Regions from separate parts of the Homo sapiens genome. Here region 1 is linked to region 2. Evidence: chromatin contacts called from ENCODE Hi-C or POLR2A ChIA-PET data. All regions are on one chromosome and are shown on one strand. Each heading gives the region's core, a stretch centred on a gene start or an enhancer-like site at or near the end of the contact. The rest is flanking DNA. Distances are from core to core; before and after follow the strand shown. Region 1 has its middle 25 kb from the start of LINC02695. Region 2 holds the start of TMEM135 (transmembrane protein 135).

Region 1 (7,162 bases), core at 2,158-4,657, 820 kb before region 2:
CACTGAGAGAGGTGGTTGTGGCTCAACCCCATACTAGGCCATTTAAAACAAGGTTATTTGGCCAGGTGCAGTGGCTCATGCCTATAATCCCAGCAATTTGGGAGGCTGAGGTGGGCAGATCACCTGAGGTCAGGAGTTCGAGACCAGCCTGGCCAACATGGTGAAACCCCATCTCTACTAAAAAATACAAAAATTAGCCGGGCATGGTGGCAGGTGCCTGTAATCCCAGCTACTTGGGAGGCAGAGGCAGGAGAATCGTTTGAACCTGGAAGGTGGAGGTTGCAATGAGCTGAGATTGCACCACTGTACTCTAGCCTGGGTGACAGAGCGAGACTCCATCTCAAAACCAAAAAAACCAAAAAACCAAGGTTATTAAAGAGGTTAATCGGACCTCCTTAGCACTCTGGAGTGGGCAAAAAGAAAAAAAAGAGGTTAATTAGTAGCATATAATCAATAATGCATTAAATCAGTAGATGAACCATGGAAACTGAAAATTCCCTGTGCCACCAAAGTCCCTTTCTTTTGAATGCCCTTCACCTTGCTTATGGCTGATGATGAGGTCAGAAGTCTTTCTACTGGGGCTTCTGTCTACAGCCTCCACCAGGTGCCTCTGATCCATTTTTGCCTCTAGCGCTTGACTTGGACCTCAGCTGTGGATTCTGCTTCTACTTGTGCCACCTCAGACGCATCCTCAATTGAGTTTTCAGCTACTTAAAAAGTTTGAAACTCACAGCCTACATGCAGAACATTCAAACTCTTAACCTACAGGAAGTCCAAAATCTGCACGTCAGTTCCCTTGGTATAGATGCCCTTTTCATCTCCGGATCCAATATATTAACCCTAGCTATCAAGTTTTTTTCCAGGAAATGAAACCAACTTCTGGGTTGGTGCCTTTGAAAGATCCTTAAACATAATCACATGTGCGAAGACCTTTTTCCCAAATAAGGCAACATTTGCAAGTTCCAAGGATATCTTTGAATGGCCATTACCCAGCTGACTACAGCTGCTATCATTGGCTGAGCTGGAGGATCTGTGGACTAATAGTAAGAAGGGATGGGGGAAAATCTTCCAAGAAATAGACGACTATATTGAAAGCAATTAATCTCTGGATGAGTTATTTCTTTCTGTACAATTTTTCTCCATTTTCTAAGCTCAAAGCAATGCACAGTTAATACTTGTATAATAAGAAGTATTATAGGGGAAAAAATTGTAATGTAGATCATTTATTGACATTGAAATAGTTCCGTAATCACTAAATGAAAAAAAAAGCTACAAAACAATGTAAATTTTGATGATTTTTGTTTTAAAATATACACACACATAAAGTAAAAAATAGTGAAAGTGCATGCATCAAAATGTTAATAGTAGCCGGGCCTGGTGGCTCACGCCTGTAATCCTAACACCTTGGGAGGCTGAGGCAGGAGGATTGCTTGAGCCCAGGAGTTCAAGACCAGCTAGGGCAACACAGGGATACCTTGTCTCTACAAAAAATTTAAAAATTTAGCCAGGCATGGTGGTGTGTGCCTGTAGTTTCAGTTACTCAGGAGGCTGAGGTGGGAGGATCGTTTGATCCTGGGAGGTTGAGGCTGCAGCAAGCCACGATTATGCCATGGTACTGCAGCCTGGGCAACAGAGCCAGACCTTATCTCAAAGAAAAATTTTAAAAAAAGTTAATAGTGCTTACCTTTGAGTTGTAGAATTATGACTAATTTTTGTTTTACATTGTATTTCTGGTGTTTTCAAATTTTCTGCATCAATTACTCATAAATTTTATAATGAGATAAAAAGATAAGTATTATTTTTAAAAATAAGAGAGGCCAGGCATAGTGGCTTATGCCTGTACTCCTAGCACTTTGGGAGGCTGAGGCAGGAGGATCACTTGATCTCAGAAGTCTGAGACCAGCCCAGACAACATAGTGAGACTCCATCTCTACAAAAAAATTATTTTAAAAAAATTAGCTGGACTTGTGGCATGCAACCACAGTGCCAGCTACTTGGGAGACTGAAGTGGAAGGATCACTTGAGCCTGGGAGGTCGAGGCTGCAGTGAGCCATGATCGTAGCTACTGTACTCCAGCCTGTGTGACAGAGCAAGACCCTGCCTTTAAATAATAAATAAATAGAATAAAATAGGAGATATTAGAAATTAGAAGTATGTAAATGATAGGATAAGAAGTTATTGTGTTAGAACCCATAGGCCTTCATATTAAATTATTTTAATATCAGATGGCATGCTAGAATAATAATGTGACTCCTATAACTGGAACCATAGAATAGAATTTTTTAAATGCTCTCTGAATGTATAAAGAAAAAATAAGATTTAATTGTGACATTCTGACACCCACATGCTAGGGTAAGTTCAACACCTGTGCAGGCTGCCTTCCCTCCCAGACAGTTGTGTCTGAACACCACCGTGGACTAAAACTAACAAAACTAACAATTTATGATATTGGCACCCTTCTTCCCTATGTCATTCACAGGTCTGCTTCATTCCTACGGATTAAACACCTCTCCAGGATCCTAGATTCAAGCCATTGCTTCTCGCATTTCCACCTTCTCACTCCTAAATTAAATGAGGGCTGGCTCTGTCCAAGAACACAATCTTTACTTTGTAGAGAAGGTATCTACCTCACAATTGGCTTTGCATTTCTCCAAATTCCAGACTTCTGCTGGCAGGATGTTCTAGTCCCAAAAGTGACTCCTGGCGAGGCCAGATTCTGTTCCCACCATAAGGGATGGAGCCTCACAAATATGCAGCTATGTGCCTTTGTAGTCTCAGCCTCTCAAGAGTACATTTTCTTTAGAAATAGTTATCCATCTCTGCCTGTTGGTAATCACTAATTAAAGGTTTGGGTAAGATTTCCTCGCAGCAAGAATCCTGCTATGAATTTCCTTCCTCCTAAATCTTAGTCCCTTGCGAGACCACACCAGATGCCAATCTTGTACAATTAGGAGGTGGATTCAGAATCTGCCAGGATTCTGAATCCTGCATGTGACTGCACAAGCTTCTCATCCAACACATACACAGAGGACGCTGGACAAACGCCTATGCTTTGCTGCCAGTTCATGCTGGGCTCCAAACCCTATCAGATCTCTTGCCTCAGCAGCTGGACTGAACAAAGTGGACTCCCTGAGGTTACTTTTGCCCTCCTGACTTGAGAACGTCCCAGACACCAATCCCAAGGCAGTGAAGAGATGAAAAGATGAAAGCATTACAAGAGTTAACAAAAGCCGAGTCGCCAGAGGTCACTGACGGGGAAAGTCTCTCAGCCCACTTCTGTTTATAACCACTTTATTCCTTCAACAGAATCCCCTGCAGAATCATTTCTCTAAAACCTCCATCTATATCTGAAATCCCCATTTTGTCCTGGAGTCTCTTCAGAGATCTTTTTTCTTTGGAAGGAAGGACGGAAGCCTTGAGCACCCCCTGGAGGTAGGCGTGTGCTAGTAAGCGTCTCCTTGGACTGTGGTTCTTTTTGTACCAGTTGGTAGTAGCTTTCGTACCAGTTCGTTGATACTTTTGTCACCTGGATTGCTGACTTTCGCTGGTTTCCAGTGCTGCCTCTAGGTGACCTATCTACAACTTCTATGACAGCTGACTGTCATAGGGGCTTCCACCTTCTTTGTATTCTAGCCTTGATAAGGGGAAGGATCCCTTGCCCTGCTGCAGAAATAAAACAGCCTGTTTCTCAGCCTTGTCCTCCATTTTCTCCTGTAAGACAGTTTGTTACTCATACAATTCTACTTGACATCTCTCCAACTTGCGTTGCTCCCTTCTTCTGTATCCTTATTACTGCTCTTCAATTTGTGTAAAATTATTGTCCTACCTTCAGCCCTTATCCTTATGAAAACCTTTTCCATTCTTTAAAAGCCCAGTTCACTGGCCACTTTCCCCACACCTACCTCTGAAATCCTGTAAAACTTATTTACAAAGTTCTTATCATACACTGCCTTGTATTTTAGTTATATCTGTATATATTATCTTACTGTATCCAACCAATTACCCAGCACGGTGTCTAAGATGCAGTATTCAGTTAATAATCATTAGATAAAAGTTGAATTAAGTTGTTGAGGGCTGTTTTCAAACACCCAATTTTCTAAGAATAGAGAAAACATTACTGTTAAAGATGAAAAAATACAAAGAAAGGAAGAAATAGAAGAAAGAGATGGGGCAGACAGAGATACAGGAAAGAATGGTGACTATGTAACTATAAGTCATGACGAATTCTCTCCTGAGAATACCAGTATGTTATAGAAAGAACACTGACTAAGTGTCAGAAAACTCAGCTCAAGTCCCATTTGGTTTTTAATGAACTGAATGATCACTAACCTACTCTCTGGGCCTCAGCGTTTTCTCTAAAGAACCAAAGCAGTGGGTTATATGACCTCTGAAGTTTATTACCATGTTGACATTGTATGACCATCTCTCTATTCAAGCATAGTGGTAGGATGGCGCTCAGATTGCACCTGTCACAGAGACTGGCATACTATGTGTGCTAATAAGTGCCAGTTCCTCTTTTCTTCGCACATAATGGAAATATTCTGCAACATTCTCAATTTTAATAAGGAGAAAAGTTCATCTTTATCCATTGAGGATAACATGGTAAAAGAGAATTGTACTACGTATTTAATTTAATTTTATGGAAGAATTTTTCAGTGGTTAAGTCTATTTTTAATTCCAGGTCTTGCCATATGCTGTTTCAAGGGGAAGCTTCTATTCTACAACAAACTACTTTTTGAGTCAAATGAAGAACTGAAAAATAGTTAGGCTTAAACAAATTCTTAGTCAACCACATCATGGTCTGGAAAGACACAAAAATCATTTGGCAAAGATTGCTCTAAATACAGTGAGAAAGGAGAAAGGCAGCAGGTGATGCCAATCAAAAAGGAGAATGCACTTTGGGAGGCTGAGGCGGGTGGATCACAAGGTCAGGAGATCGAGACCATCCTGGCTAACACAGTGAAACCCTCTCTCTACTAAAAATACAAAAAATTAGCCAGGCGTAATGGCGGGCGCCTGTAGTCCCAGCTACTCCGGAGGCTGAGGCAGGAGAATGGTGTGAACCCGGGAGGCAGAGGTTGCAGTGAGCTGAGATGGCGCCACTGAACTCCAGCCTGGGCGACAGAGCTGGACTCCGTCTCAAAAAAAAAAAAAAAAAAAAGGAGAATGACTTTAAATAAGATATTAGGAGATTCTGGAGAATTAAACTAAAGTTTTTGGAACCTATGACAATTGCAGATGTTCAGATTAATATGTGTAGGAACAACTTTTGTATCCGTGATTTTAAAGGAATAAGGAGTTCTATTTGTGGGACTTTTCACATTTACTAAACTTTAGTTCTTTATTTTTCTAAAAACTGATTTAATTTCACTATTTTATCAGGATGTTTTCCTGACTTACTTAAAAGAAGTCTAAACTACCTGCCATTCCTGCAAAAACATGGTGTTCTTTCACTCGTCTGTGTTTTTGTGGGTGCTGTTTCCTTCTCCTGGAAGTCCTCCCTCCTATTCTACCCTCCAAAACCTATTTTAAATCTCTGTGAAGACATGCTGTACTCCAGTCAGCAAAGTAAGTTGCTCCACTGTGGTCCACCAGTCTTGGCTCATAGCTCTCTTATTTTCATAATCACTGAGGCCCTCACTGGGTGAACACCAGTTACACCCAGTTGGGCATCAGTGTAGGATTTGAGGAGGAAGCTGATTAGGACACCAGCACTCAATTATAAGAAGCTAGGAGCCTTTCTTTATTGAACATCTAATACTATTATCTGTTAAAAAACTTTATTTAATGTTTTCCTCTGATGCTGTTCTGAGTATATTCTGAGAGGCTCTTAATAGAAGTGAAATTGTGTGGGGGAGTGGGGGGGGGATCTACAAGAGGAGGGTGCTGAGATAGGAGGGTAAAGATAAGAAACTCCAGTCCCAGAAGTCTTTGCAAGATGCAAGATCTAAGTTTACCCATTCCCATATTCTCACTTAGTTGACCTTTTATGGTTCTTCAGATTTCAGCTTCCTCAGGAAAGTGTTTCATGATCTTTCTTTTGAGAACAATCACAACATCATAAACCTCTCATCCATAGTATTTAACATAGTTGTAAATGTATCTGTATATGTGATTTTTTGATGGGCATCTGTTTCCACTAGCAGACTCATGAAAATAGAGACTTATATCTGGTTTTGCTCACCATTATTCTCTAGGATAAAACCTGGTACATAGTACGATTTCAATATTAGCAGAGCAAATTAATATTTTTGCATAAAAGGCAGTAGGGTAAACCAAATTGAAACATGGATTTGAAGGAACTGCTTAAAGTAACTTATCAGTATTGCTAATCATCAACGACAGAATCCGACAGGTTTGAGAATTTTGTGAAACGGCATGAAAGCTTTTTCCCTCCTGACAACAAACATATGGTATCTTTTCCAACATCACTTCTTCAGCTCTCTGACATCAATTGACTGTCCAACAATTCAATTAATTTCTGACATTATCTACCTGGAGTTAGCATCAGATCCCATAATTCAAAGGGTTCAGTCCTACAAGACTGCCCCCACTTCAAATGCTGTTTGCAAGTTTTGGGCCACCAGTACTTCTGACTAACCAGCTGTAAATCAGGGTTCCTTTGACCCCCTCCTCATGTTTGACAATTTGCTAGAAAGCTCACACAACTTAAAAAGGCACTTTGCTTATGTTTACTGGTTTATTATAAAGGATACAAATGAACAGCCAGATGGAGAAGTATATAAGGTGAGATTCAGAAGGGAATGTGCAGGAGCATCTGTCCCCGTGGAGCTGGGGTGCACCACCCTCCCAGTACGTTGGGTGTTCACCATCCTGGAAGCTCCCTAAACCCCATTGTTTAGGGGGTTTTTGTGAAGGTTTCATTACATAGGCATGGTTGATTAAATCATTGGGAAATGGTAAACAAATTTCATCTCCAACCCCTCTCTCCTCCTTGGAGGCTGAGGGTTAGGGCTAAAATTCCAAGCTTCTAACCAAGGCTTAGATATTCTGGCAATCAGCCCCCATTCTGAAGCAGCTGTCTAGGGGCCAAGAGCTGCTTCATTAGAACAAAAGATCCTCGCATCATCCTTATTACCCAGGAAATTCCAAGGGTTTTAGGAGCTCTGTGCCAGGAACAGGGACAATAACCAAATATATT
Region 2 (7,256 bases), core at 1,959-4,458:
GGTGTGTTGGTGCACACCTGTAATCCCAGCAGTTTGGGAGGCTGAGGTGGGTGGACAGCTTGAGCCCAGGAGTTCAAGAGCAGTCTGGGTAACACAGGGAGACCCTACAAATAATTTAAAAACATTAGCCAGGTGTGGTGGCGTACCTGTGGTCCCAGCTACTCAGGAGGCTGAGGCAGGAGGATCTCCTGAGCCCAGGGGATATAGGCTGCTGTGAGCTGTGATTGCGCCACTGCACTTCAGCCTGGGTAGCAGAGTGAGACCATGTCTCAAAACAAACAAAAAACAGTTAACTAAAAGAAACCACCTGGTTTTAATTGTAATTTTAAAATTTCCTTATTTATTAATGTGTAATTGCTGGGCCACATAGTAAACATATTGTTTATTATCAGGCATGAAAACTATATTGTGCTATTACATTCAGAAGCAACTGAGAGTTAACAATCATATTAAAAATTTTTTTTTTTTTGAGACGGAGTCTTGTTCTGTTGCCCAGGCTGGAGTGTAGTGGCACCATCTCGGCTCACTGCAACCTCCGCCTCCCAGGTTCAAGTGATTCTCCTGCCTCAGCCTCCTGAGTAGCTGGGATTACAGGTGTCCACCACCATGTCTGGCTACTTTTTGTATTTTTAGTAGAGATGGAGTTTCACCATAGGCCAGGCTGGTCTTGAACTTATGACCTCAGGTGATCCACCAAGCTCAGCCTCCCAAAGTGTTGGGATTATAGGTATCAGCCACCGTGCCCAGCTCGTATTAATTGTTTGGTGAATAAGATGTTATTTGTATAGTATTGTACATCTTAACATGATCATTTTTTGTTAATATTTGATACTATGTTTTAAATACTTGTTAAGAATTTTTTGGTTGATATGTAATGCATTTTATTTTTTCCCATTTAAAACTAAGTTCCTATTCAGCATTTTCTTGTGAAAGGATCACAGATATTCAGGAATGGATTATTGAAAAAAAATAAGCCTGCACTGCTATTTCTGTAATTTTTTGGATAAGTTTATGCTGTGTTTTTGATCTTCTTAGTTTCTGAATTGGAGATTTGAAAAAAATTGTGATTATCTTGTTCCTATTCTACCATTGTATATTGGATGTGTTGAGGCGGATGATAACTTTATCATGAGATCTGCATCTGGTCCTGAGGAATATTCTGGACTTTGGCTAGGATTCAGCAACTGCATGGAATTTTAGGTTGTCTCCCTTGGAAAAGGGAAGGTATGTCTATCTGTAGAAAGAATGGTGTGCCCGGATATTTGGGTAGCCAGAGACATAGAACTATGGCAGACACTGCTAGTTGCCTCTAATATCTGTTTTTTCCATTTTGCTCAGTAATAAAACCTCAAATGTTAGCTGGGCATTTGTCCCATTAATTAAAAAAGATTGTATTCACCATCCTCTCTTGCAATGAAGTGTGGCCATGTGATTAAGCTTTGTCCAAGGAACGTAAGTTGTAGTAGTTTGTATGGATCTTCTGGGAAGTTTTTTTAAAAACAGGAAGTATGCCCTTTTCTCCCCGCCCCCGCCCCCCCGTTTTTTTTTTTTTTTTTTTTTTGAGATAGAGTCTCTCTCTGTTGCCAAGGCAACAGTGGTGTGATCTTGGCCCACTGCAACCTCTGCCTCCTGAGTTCAAGCGATTCTCCTGCCTCAGTCCCTGAGTAGCTACGATTACAGGAGCGTGTCACCATTTCTGGCAAATTTTTGTATTTTTAGTAGAGACAGGGTTTCACCATGTTGGCCAGGCTGGTCTCAAACTCCTGACCTCAAGTGATCCACCCGCCTCAGCCTCTCAAAGTACTAGGATTACAGGTGTGAGCCACCGCGCCCGGCCTCTCTTCCCCTTTTGCTGGTCTTCCTGGCTAGCATGTTGATGTCATGTTATTTTCTAAGTTAGGGTGGAAATCACAGGTAGCAGATGGCATAGCAAACTGTCACAAAGAGGCTGGGATCCCTAATCGTTATGGAGCCACCATTTTATTCTAGGACTGCCTACCTTTACCTGAGAGAAAGATACTTTTATCTTTTTGCCATTGTTGTTTTGGACTTTTCATCTGAGTATTTCTCTTTTATTTTCTTCAAACAACTACACCTATCTGATATTATCTTGTTCAGTTTTCTTTGTTATTTTCTGTCTTCTCCCTCTAGAATACTAGCTTCGTGAAAATAAAAATCTTGTCTCTCTTGTTTCTGTTTGTTTCCTTAGCACAGTGCCTGGTAAATAGTAATGACTCAGTAAATATTTGTAGATGAATGAATGAAGACTAGAAGATTCGAATGGAATTCTTCTAAAGGTAGTTCGTTTCTGCTTTAAGAGACTATGGAATTTAGAAATCCAAAGAAACTGGCAGGTTTGTTACATGTGAGGAGATTGACAGAGGGGTTATATGACTCAAGCAACACAGGACCCTTGTCTTGCTAATTGTTGGCCAAGTTCCCTAGCCAGGTCTGAGTTCTAACACACGACTGCCGCCTCTACTGTGTGTGCTGTTTGGTTGATAAGCACCTATCAAAGATGCTGTAGACAGGATTGCTCCGTGGCCTAAGGTTTGGACAGGATGACCTATTGCCCTTCCCCACACACGGTCGGGGTATGAACATAGCTGAGACTTTTCAAGCCTTCGCAGGTATCACAGAGCTTGGAAAGCCCAGCACTTGGGGGTAGTTAGTTGCAACTAGCAGGCAGCCCTAGCTGTTTATTACCTGGGACTCTCGGGAAGGCAAGCTCCCGGTGCTGGGGAGGACGTTTGTCCCAGGCATTCCTCTGGCAACCCTCTTCCTCCACCAGCTCCCAACAAAGACATTTAATCCCTTTCTTCCACTACCCTCCGCTCTACTTGGCTTGCAGTTGGAAGCTGAAGTACAATTTGACCCAAGCCACCCCCTACTGCGCACCTGCCATAGCGCTTGCGCCCCGGAGCCGGGCACGGCGTCGCGGGGGTGGGGAGGCGGCTCGTCCCCGAGCTGCGCTCCCTCGCGTACAGCCTCGGCTCTGGGTGCGAAGATCCTCTCTGCCTCCGCTCACCCAGCCGCGCCGCCGCGCGGGAACGCGCCCCAGCGGATGCCCTCTTGAGGGAGCGCGCACGCGCCGCCTCTCCCCGCCTCCCCGGTGCGCGTCCCGCCCCCTTGAGCTGCGATACGCCGAGCGCTCAACATCCGAGGACTTTGGCCCAGAGTAACCCCGCTCTCGTGACCTTTCCCCTCCATTCCGCACCTCCGAGTGCTGGCCGGGCGAGAGGCTGGCGGCTGGGCTCTCGCGCCCCTCCCTGCAGGGCTCAGGCTCTCCCCCTCCTGTCTTCTCCGCGCTGTTCCTCGTCATGGCGGCCCTCAGCAAGTCCATCCCTCATAACTGCTATGAGATCGGCCACACTTGGCACCCTTCCTGCCGGGTCTCCTTCCTGCAGATCACCGGGGGCGCCCTGGAGGAGTCCCTGAAGATCTATGCTCCTCTGTACTTGGTGAGACCCGTCACCCGTCCCGCAGGGCGAGTTTAGTCTGGAAGATGGGCCGGGGGCTGCAGTTGGTGCTCCCGAGGGGCTCTGGGGGACTTGCCTTGTGTCGGGCTCTCTTTTGGAGGGGTCGGAGTGTTTTGGGGGGTCGGTAGGGGGAAGGGGGAGGTCGCAAGGGAAGGATATACCAATTCCTGCAAGGGAGAAGGAGGAGGGGAATTAGAGATTGAGCTGTCATCTGAATGCCTGTTGCTAGGAAGAGGATGGCTCCCAACTTTTAGAATTAAGTTTAGGACACTTAAAAACGTTAATTCAAAGACCAGCCTTATTTTCCTCTGGCCTGCCTTGTGATGGAGAGGTATTTGTAGGTCAGCGAGGCTATGAGAAGGACCTGCAATCTTTCCTCATCTAGTTTCCCCTGTTTTATTTTGCTTTTTTTTTTTTTTTTTTTTAATGAAGAAGGCATATTTGGCCCTAAGTCCCTGTGGCCTCAGATCTTGACTCAGTTTTGAGATGACAGGATTGTGATTTGGGGGTTTTGCAAGTGTTTTTGCAAGTTCACAGAACAGACTCCTGGGTTGAGATTGTGTGTGGTGATTTAAAGGGTGATGCCAGTCTTTCAGTCAGTGAACTTGGTTAGGACATCTGACTTTGTGTCACCTAGGACCTTCTGTTACACAACTTTACATACAGGGCAATTAATAGGGAATATTTGGCAGTATGTATATGTAACACTGAGGACTATTAAAGATGCTCTTAAATGTTCTCCGCAAAATCTTTTTTTCAATAATCTTATCCTTGATATTAAAGATTTATTATTACTTTGGCCATTGAAGTGCATTGTCTCATTTTCTTGCCTTACAGTTTGTGTCCTAAGAAGACAGATCATATTTTTTGTATGTCTTCTAAAAGTTTCAATATTCAGCAGATGATCAATTATTATTTCTCATTGAAGTAATTTAGATTTATACCCTAATGTTCCTGAAAGTGTGTCATGGCTGTATCTGTAGTACTTCTTGAAAAGTCTGATTATGTATTTCAGAGATAACACAGGAGAAGGTGATGACTTTGTTTGAGGTTGCAGGCACCCATTTCATTTTTATTGTATAGACTGATGCTTCTCACATTTTCATGTATGTTAGGAATCCTCTGAGGATTATGTTAAAATGGGGGTTCTAATTCATTAGGTCCTGGTGGGGCCTGAACCTCTGCTTTCCTAACAAACTCGTGGTAATGCTGATGGTGGGGGCTGCACTTTGAATAATAAAGATCTAGAGTAGAGGCCAGTAATTGTTATTGGAGCTGGAAATTTTTTCCTTGATTTTCTTTGGCAAAGATTCATGTTTATCTGCTTTTCCACATTCACTGTGGCCAGTCTATGTCTCAGAATTTTTCTTTTTATTTTTGGATACAGGGCCTTGTTGTATTGCCATTCTGGCTGGAGTGCAGTGGCGCAATCACGGCTCACTGCATAAGGCTCAGATTTGTAAAAAATAAAACATCTACAAACATTATTGAGCTCTTGATATACAACTATAGAAAAGATTGTTCCTGCTGTGAGAGGATTATGATATAGGTGGAAAGAGAGTTTATGCTATCTACTTCTCCCTCTGAAAATCCATAGCACTTTTCATTCATTAATTCATTCACTTAACAAATATTTGTTGAATGCCTGATACTTGTTATATCAATAGCCTAGACAATTTATGGATTATAGTCTATGATAGGGACATTCAGGGTAGCAATAGAAACATAGGTTCTCCTACTCCAACAAGGTAGGTTGGGGGTGTTCAGGAAAAGAGTTGTGTTTTACTACTATATCTCCAACAAGATTAAGTACTTATTGAGGATAAATTTTCCATCTCATGTGGCCTTGTACCCTTACATCTGTGTATTTGAAAATTTTGGTTGCTACTCCTCGGTAGTTGTGAAATAAAATTAGTGGGAACTGAATAGCATTTTATTTTATATTAGTGAAATGGAAGAAAATAAAAAATGTTAGGACATATTGCGCATACTAAGGGTAAGCATTATTTCATGACAGTTTTGTTTCAGTTATCCATGTAGGTATGGGTGGGGCTACTTGGAGCATATAGCTGTTCTCTTTGTGAGTGTTGGATAGTTGATTAAATGTATACCCCCATGTACTAAGATGCAAGGTGGTGTGGTGGAAAGAAATTGGACTTTAAAAAGTGATCAGGCCAGGTGCAGTGGCTCACGCCCATAATCCCAGCTCTTTGGGAGGCCGAGGTGTGTGGATCACCTGAGGTCAGGCGTTCGAGACCAGCCAGCTTGACCAACATGGTGAAACCCCATCTCTACGAAAAATATAAAATTAGCTGGGCGTGGTGGCACATGCCTGTAATCCCAGCTACTCGGGAGGCTGAGGCAGGAAAATCACTTGAACCTGGGAGGTGGAGGTTGTAGTGAGCTGAGATCATGCCATTGCACTCCAGCCTGGGAAACAAGAGCAAAACTCCATCACAAAAAAAAAAAAAAGGGATCAGGGTATCAGGATTTGAATCTCAGCTCTATCATTTACCAGCTATTTGACTTTGTATATGTTACTTTATCTTTCTTTTTGAGAATTAAATGAAATCATGCATTGATGATGTATCACATATTTTCTAGTTTATCATAGGTTTTGAATAGTTACGCATATTTTTCTTCCTCCCTTCTCCGGTGGCACTTAAGAGTGAAGTTCATGGAAGGTGGGTAGGGAAGGCCTCTTGAAGTAGGTGGCCCTTGACTTGTGCCTTGAGGGTAAGGCTATACAGACATTTATTCATGCAGTAGACATTTATAGCATACCTATTCTTAATGGAGAGGAGGGAGGATAATGTAAACTGAGGCAGAAAACTAAGTGGTTTTGTAAGAGAAGCAATGAATACATTGTCTATAACAGAACGTTTGCGTACAGGAGTTGTGAGCGATAACAACTTACATTTATTATGTGCTTAGTCCTTTACGTATTTTATCTTTTTTAACCCTTACACAACCCCAGCTTATTATCCCCATTTTATAGGTAAGATACCTGAAGGTTAGAGACATTAAGTGATTCACAAGATTTAGAGCTAGTAAGGAAAAAGACAGGATTCGGTTCTCATTTTTTTTTTTTTTTGACTGAAAGACTGAAGGACAGGCTAAAGGAGCCACTGTTCTGTGTGCATGCTATTGAGGTTTCTTTTTGAACAAAGGGGTTACAAGTACAAAATGATGCTTTCAGATGCTAAATCTGGTAGCACTGGGAAGACCGGATAGAAAAGATTTTTGAGAAATTGATGCAGCAATTTCACTAAGTAGTGGAAAGAGTCAGAACTCCTGTGGAATCTCACCCTGCAATTTACTATCAATATGATCTTTAGAAAAATTACCGAATCGCATGGAGCCTTAGTCCCCTTGCTTTGCAGAAGATGATTGTACCCATTTTTTAAGGTCTGTTGTGAGGAGTTAAATAGGGTAATAGTGCATTAATTATGATATATGTCTCTATCTTCTGTTAAAACAGTGGTTTGTATTTAGACTAGTGTAGTACCTCATTAAATGCTTAATATATGTCTAAATGAGTGAAGGTATGAATGAATAAGCATATGAATAGTGCGGGAGTGAAGACATATTTGGCAGGTCTGCCAGAGAAGATGAAAGGGCAGTTCTAGAGGCATTTTGTGGCAGAATGAACAGGACTTAGAGACCAAGGATATTGGGGCAGTATGAGGACTTCTTTATACTTCTAGGTTGTCAAGTCAGATTGTTGCAGTTGCCATTATTGCTAGAAATGGAGAAGTTCTAAAGACAAGCTGGTGT

The links. A loop is a pair of places that touch in the nucleus more often than their neighbours do. ChIA-PET counts read pairs that join two places held with the same protein, here RNA polymerase II (POLR2A). Pooled maps may share reads with other maps.
Region 1: a pooled map shows a loop between it and region 2 (2.9-fold over the local background). The contact joins the enhancer-like site here to the promoter of TMEM135 in region 2. A Hi-C loop is called at or near these places in 2 of 50 pooled maps. POLR2A ChIA-PET finds 5 or more read pairs at or near these places in 2 of 52 experiments (BJ and Panc1).

What each region holds. Positions count from the first base shown.
Region 1 is chr11:86,215,229-86,222,390 of GRCh38, forward strand. No RefSeq gene overlaps it. Among named protein-coding and RNA genes, the nearest start is that of LINC02695, 25 kb to the left of the region's middle. Within about 2 kb of position 3,408, at least 4 of the 41 ENCODE cell types and tissues checked have a DNase peak (open chromatin) inside an H3K27ac peak, as active enhancers do.
Region 2 is chr11:87,034,726-87,041,981 of GRCh38, forward strand. TMEM135 (transmembrane protein 135) reads left to right here and starts at 3,209. Exons shown (of 15, transcript NM_022918.4): 1 at 3,209-3,461. The coding sequence starts at 3,321. LOC105369422 (a long non-coding RNA gene) reads right to left here and starts at 3,070. Exons shown (of 5, transcript XR_007062827.1): 1 at 2,899-3,070. RefSeq lists an enhancer at 2,684-3,184 and a silencer at 2,841-3,230.